Linked DNA regions of Homo sapiens: region 2 is linked to region 1. A link is a contact called in ENCODE Hi-C or POLR2A ChIA-PET data. All regions are on one chromosome and are shown on one strand. Each heading gives the region's core, a stretch centred on a gene start or an enhancer-like site at or near the end of the contact. The rest is flanking DNA. Distances are from core to core; before and after follow the strand shown. Region 1 has its middle 110 kb from the start of ZNF648. Region 2 has its middle 19 kb from the start of LINC00272.

Region 1 (2,794 bases), core at 9-2,508:
TTTCTCTGTTGATTTTTTTTCTGTGCATGTCAGAGAGGTCTGGAGGAAGTTAGCCACCTGGGGAATGTGTGCTTACTGGCTATTCATAGTCAAACCCAGAATGGGAATTGACATTCATTGAAATCATGAATGTCATGAGGAAGCACATATAATGTAGAGACAAGTACCAGGCACCATAAATACACGTTATTTTTGGCAGATTATGTTCAAATTATTATATTTTCCAGGGCTGAGACACCAAACTAAGTCTGGGTGTGGTGGTTTATGCCTGGAATCCCAGGGCTATGGGAGACCAAGGTGGAGGGATTGCTTGAGGCCAGGAGTTTGAGACCAACCTGAGCAGCATGCCAAGACCTCATCTGTACCAAAAAAATAAAAAATAAAAATAAATAGCTGGTCATGGTGGCGTGTGTCTGTATTCCCAGCTACAGGAGGCTGAGGTGGGAGGATTGTTTGAGCTAGGGAAGTAGAGGCTGCAGTGAGTCACGAGCATACCACCGCACTCCAGCCTGGGTGACAGAGTGAGACCCTGTCTCCAAAAGAAAAAAAAAAAAAGAAAAAAAAAACTAATAATTCACATTCAAAACAAAATGATACCTGTCTATGGCAGCTCCAGAACACTCCCTAATGTGCCATAGATGTTTAAGAAACTCATTCCACACACTTCCTTTAAGGCATTCTCAGGTTTCCTAAGGCAAGCTAGCTTCTACCTCCCTTTTCTAAAGATGTGCCTAATGATCTAAAAGGAGGTGGGCCCCTCTATGCTACCTCATACAGGTACTTGGGCAATAACAAGATTGTGGTTTCCAGAATAAATAATGGGCACTGCCACCATCGGAGTCCATAGGATGCTGTATGAGTGCCAAACAGTTCAGGCTGGCATCTCTGTTAGTTTCAAATGATAAAATGCTAGGCTATAACAATGTTTAAAGATTATCTCTTCCAATTCCTTCAATACATTGTCCCAAGTCACCTGGGACACCGTGAATGGCCTTCCTTCCCAAGCTCATCTCCTCCAAACATATCCAGCTCCTCTTTTCCATTTTATCTATTACGATAAACAGAGTGTCGTTACCACAGAGTTCAGCAATTCATTTCCCTCTGTTTTTTCCATGTGTCTATTATTCTATGTTTCCATATAGATGGCAGCATCCCCCTTTGGCCTTCCCCTCCTTCTCTGGCATGTATTCTAACTGCTTGTCGACGGGTGCCAGGAAGTCTCAACCTTATGTAGTCTTTCAGACAGAAGGAGAACCTAGCTGACAGCATTGTCTCCTAATTTTCTCGTAAGACGAAGTACAGCTAGAAAGGAGAAGCATAAGTTTCAGAAGAGGAATCTGACCACGTGGAGGAGACTTTGCTGTATTTTCTAAGAAATCTTTGTGATTAACCAAATATGTTGGTTATGACACTTTCAGCTGCCTGAAACAGAAAACTCCCACTCACACAGCTTGAAAAATGCAAACAAATGTATTGTCTCACATACTTAAAGTCCAGAGATGGCTTGGGTTTCAGGAAAGATACGGTTCAGTGCTATTCAGTAATGTCATCAGGGACAGAGGTTATTTCTGTCCTTCCAGTCTGCTGTCCTCAGCATGGGTTCATTCAACAAGATGGCGGCCACTGGATATCAGCTGGCCACACACTTCCTGTTCATATCCAGTAGGAAAGAATGAATGGAAGTAACCTCTGCCCAAAGGCCCCTCCTTTAGTCTGATTGGGCCAAATTAAGTAATACATTCATCATTGGCCTAATAACAGTTGCCAGAAGGATGTCATGTGCTAACTGGTATAGATCAAGGCTTTTCAATAGCAGTAACACTGACATTTTGGACTGGATTCTTCCTGTTGTGGGGGCTGTTCTGTGTACTATAGAATGTTTAGCAGCATCCCTAGGCTTTATAGTCCCTCAGCACCACCTGTCATGAGAATTAAAAATGTCTCCTGACATTGCCAAATGTCCCCTGGAAGACAGGAAAAATCACCCCAGGGCTGAGAACCACTGGTATAGACTAATCAGGTTACTTATGGCCTCTGCACCTTAGTTTTCTAAGATAGTCATCCTATCCATGTGTAAAATGGGACTCATACTAGTAGCTCTCTCATATGACCATTATGAGAATTAAATGAGTAAGTTTATGTAAACACACAGAATATAGTAAGCAATACGTAAATGATAACTATTACTTTCGTCCACTACTCAGTGTATGAAACATGATGTGCTCAAATATTTTCTGAATAATTCAGTGGAAAAGTCACTTGGATCCATGTAACAGTGATGTAGTTCAGAAAAATGGTATTCTACAACGCTACTACTGCTGAACATTTCTGAAGTTGGGATTATATTCTGAATTTATGAGGCACGTCATTTCTTCATTTGAGAATGTCACTGGAATATAAGGCCTTATTACATGTATAAGGGTAAAACCTGGTGCCATTTGGAATTTAAATGGCCACTATGAAATGAAAAGGGTGAGCTAGTGGGAATCAGGGACCTTAGATGGACTCGCTGGTTTATTCATCCAGAACATAGACCAAGTCTGTTCAGCCTTGCATCCTGGAAGCCAAAACTGAGAGCATTTCCTTAGCTGAAGGTTGTAGAGTTGGAAGTGCAATCTGAAGTCCAATGAATAAAGGTGCTGAGAGGAGTATCTTGATAACATAATTTAAAAGTGTATGCATTTTTCCACTTTGTTACTGTTGATAATAATGTTTCAATTTGAAGGGTGCACCATATGGTTTTAAAAATCACTTTCACATGCCTCTCTGGAAGTTTCGTTGGATGAAAGGGAGA
Region 2 (2,700 bases), core at 182-2,681, 260 kb after region 1:
ATTCGTGTGCATAACGATTACTAAGCTCAGAGGACTAGCAAAAGCTTCAAATCTCAAAGTCATCATACCTCATTTTCTGGTATAATAAAGTAAATCAACAAAAACACAACTTTAAATCAACAAGATATTTCAAAAATAAATAAATATTGAGCAGAAATGGCTATTATGCCATCAAAGTATAAGTGGCACAGTATATTATATATGAAATTTTTTTTGAGACAGGGTCTTGTGCTATCAGCCAGGCTAGAGTGCAGTGGAACAATCACAGCTCACTGCAGCTGTGACTTCCCAGACTCAAGTGATGCTCCCACCTAAGTTGGTGGGACTACAGGCATGCACCACCACACCCAGCTAATTTTTTATTTTTTGTAGAGATGGGGTCTTGTCATGTTGCCCAGGCTAGTCTTGAACTCCTGGGCTGAAGCCATCCTCCTATCTTGGCTTCCCAAAGTGCTGGGAGTAAAGGTGTGAGCAATCACACCTGGCCTATGTATGATACTTTTTAAAAATTATTATTTTTTTCCTTTTTGAGACAGAGTCTCCCTCAGTCACCTAGGCTGGAGTGCAGTGCCACTATCTTGCCTCACTGCAACTTCCGCCTCCCAGGTTCAAGCGATTCTCCTGCCTCAGCCTCCCGCGTAGCTGGGGTTACAGGTGCCTGCCACCACGCCTGGCTAATTTTTGTATTTTTAGTAGAGATAGGTTTTTACCATGTTGGCCAGGCTGGTCTTGAACTCCTGACCTCAGGTGATCCGCCTGCCTTGACCACCCCAAAGTGCTGGGATTACAGGCATGAGCTACTGTGCCTGGCTAAAAAATTAATTTAGAAAAACTGGAAAACTGAAAAAGAAAAAGAAAGAAGGGATGAAAGTTCTTGTCCTGGGTCTACCAAAAGGGTGGCAAATAAGCCTTTGTGTTCCTGAAGTCTGGATCCTTCTAGTCACCCAGGAGAGAAGACAGTTTTTTTGTTTTGCTTTGTTTTTTGTTTTTTCCCTAAAATGCAAGCCCCTTCTGGTGGTACAGTACTCAAACTATTGAAGAAGGGTCAGGATGGACCTTTTGGGTTTTAGGAGATTAAAAAGCAAGCAACAGTCCACCCTGCAAGAAATCCCAGAGACTGGGAAGGGCACAAGACTGTGGGTTTGGCTGGCAGTAGATGCAATCACTCATTCTGAGCAAGACCTCAGAGGAAACAGCAAGAGCTGATGGGATCCAGTGGGTCAGAAGGCTCTGAGGCCCATGAAAGGAGCACTGGTGTTGGAGGTGGCTCAGGGTGAATGTGGTCGCTCAGAGAGCTGTCCTCCTAAAAAAGCCCCTGCTGGCTTGAGCAGGAACCAAGCTGTGGCAGCCCCTTTATTTCAGTGGGCTACAGCACTAGGGAGCTATGAAGTCAGTTCCCCATGGTAGATGAGGGTGAGAGGTGGAGGGTAAGAAGGGTGGGGACTTGTTACCATAGCAACGTCAAGAACACTATTCATGCCTCTCCCTTTTCTGAGAATGGTTGGCTATTCAACAGATTTTGAGACTGTATTAGCCGTGGGATTCTTAGAGAAAAGGGGAAATCGAGGTGGATGATGAAGGGTCCATTTCCTGACAGTCTTGGGGGCTAAAGCCAGTTTTTTCACTTCAGAAATGAGTGACATGGCCAGACACCATGGCTCACGCCTGTAATCTCAGCACTTTGGGTGGCTGAGCTTGGCCAACATGGTGAAACCCCATCTCCACCAAAAATACAAAAAATTAGCCAGGCATGGTGGCACACACCTGTAATCCCAGTTACTCAGGAGGCTGAGGCATGAGAATCACTTGAACTCGAGAGGCAGAGGTTACAGTGAGCCAAGATTGTGCCACTGCATTCCAGCCTTGGTGACAGAGTGAGACTCCACCTCAAAAAAAAAAAAAGTGAGTAACATTACTTCCGCTCAGAGAGTGTGAAAATGTTTATGTATAATTTTTACATCTGCATAGGCAGAAAATCAGGAAAAATAACTATGTACTCTCTTGCCTGATGTTCTCATAGCCAAGCTGTTGATTCTTATGACCATTCAAATGATGAGAGTTATTTTGATGCACCTGAGTCAACTTTCAGAATGACCCCAATAACTGCAAATTGTTGCTCTGGGTAATATGAAAGTTCTCACTTCTCTTGATGGGAAACTCAAGCAAGTTTCCTCTCGCAGTGGCATATTCAGGGCCCAGGCCTGATTTTCAATGTGGTGTGGCACAAGGCTGTTCTGGAACATCTTGGGCTGGGTAACTATTAATACTTGGCTAAAGCACCACAGTACCAAATCTTGTTGATGCAGGGGGACTGGTAAGACCACCTAGGAGGGACTTCATGTTCTCAGAGGCCTTAAAGTAGCAGACCCTCATCTGTTTCCCTCACCTGAGAAACTGGGCTGTCTTTTATGGGTGTGAGTCCATGGTGGAAATAATGCTAATGAGAGTGGGCAGGTACTCTTACTTATAATCTGAAAAGGGTTTAGCAGGCTAAACCTTACACTGAAAAGGGTTTAATGGGTGATTTGTCGTGCTCTAACCTTGACTTAAGTAGTTTGGATTTTCTGTACTTGGCTCTCTTATGTCTCTCCTTCCAAGGACAGGAGAAATGGAAATCCTTTTCAGGTGGCCCAGGACTCCATTCCAGTCCAGCAATGTTCTCTGATTTTTCCTGAGTATTAAAGGTTCCTGATGAGAATG

Evidence for each region. A loop is a pair of places that touch in the nucleus more often than their neighbours do. ChIA-PET counts read pairs that join two places held with the same protein, here RNA polymerase II (POLR2A). Pooled maps may share reads with other maps.
Region 2: a loop to region 1 is called in a pooled map, with 2.8 times the contacts of the local background. The contact joins two enhancer-like sites. A Hi-C loop is called at or near these places in 1 of 50 pooled maps. POLR2A ChIA-PET finds 5 or more read pairs at or near these places in 2 of 52 experiments (GM12878 and Panc1).

What each region holds. Positions count from the first base shown.
Region 1 is chr1:182,169,758-182,172,551 of GRCh38, forward strand. No RefSeq gene overlaps it. Among named protein-coding and RNA genes, the nearest start is that of ZNF648, 110 kb to the left of the region's middle. Within about 2 kb of position 1,259, at least 3 of the 41 ENCODE cell types and tissues checked have a DNase peak (open chromatin) inside an H3K27ac peak, as active enhancers do.
Region 2 is chr1:182,425,105-182,427,804 of GRCh38, forward strand. No RefSeq gene overlaps it. Among named protein-coding and RNA genes, the nearest start is that of LINC00272, 19 kb to the left of the region's middle. Within about 2 kb of position 1,432, at least 2 of the 41 ENCODE cell types and tissues checked have a DNase peak (open chromatin) inside an H3K27ac peak, as active enhancers do.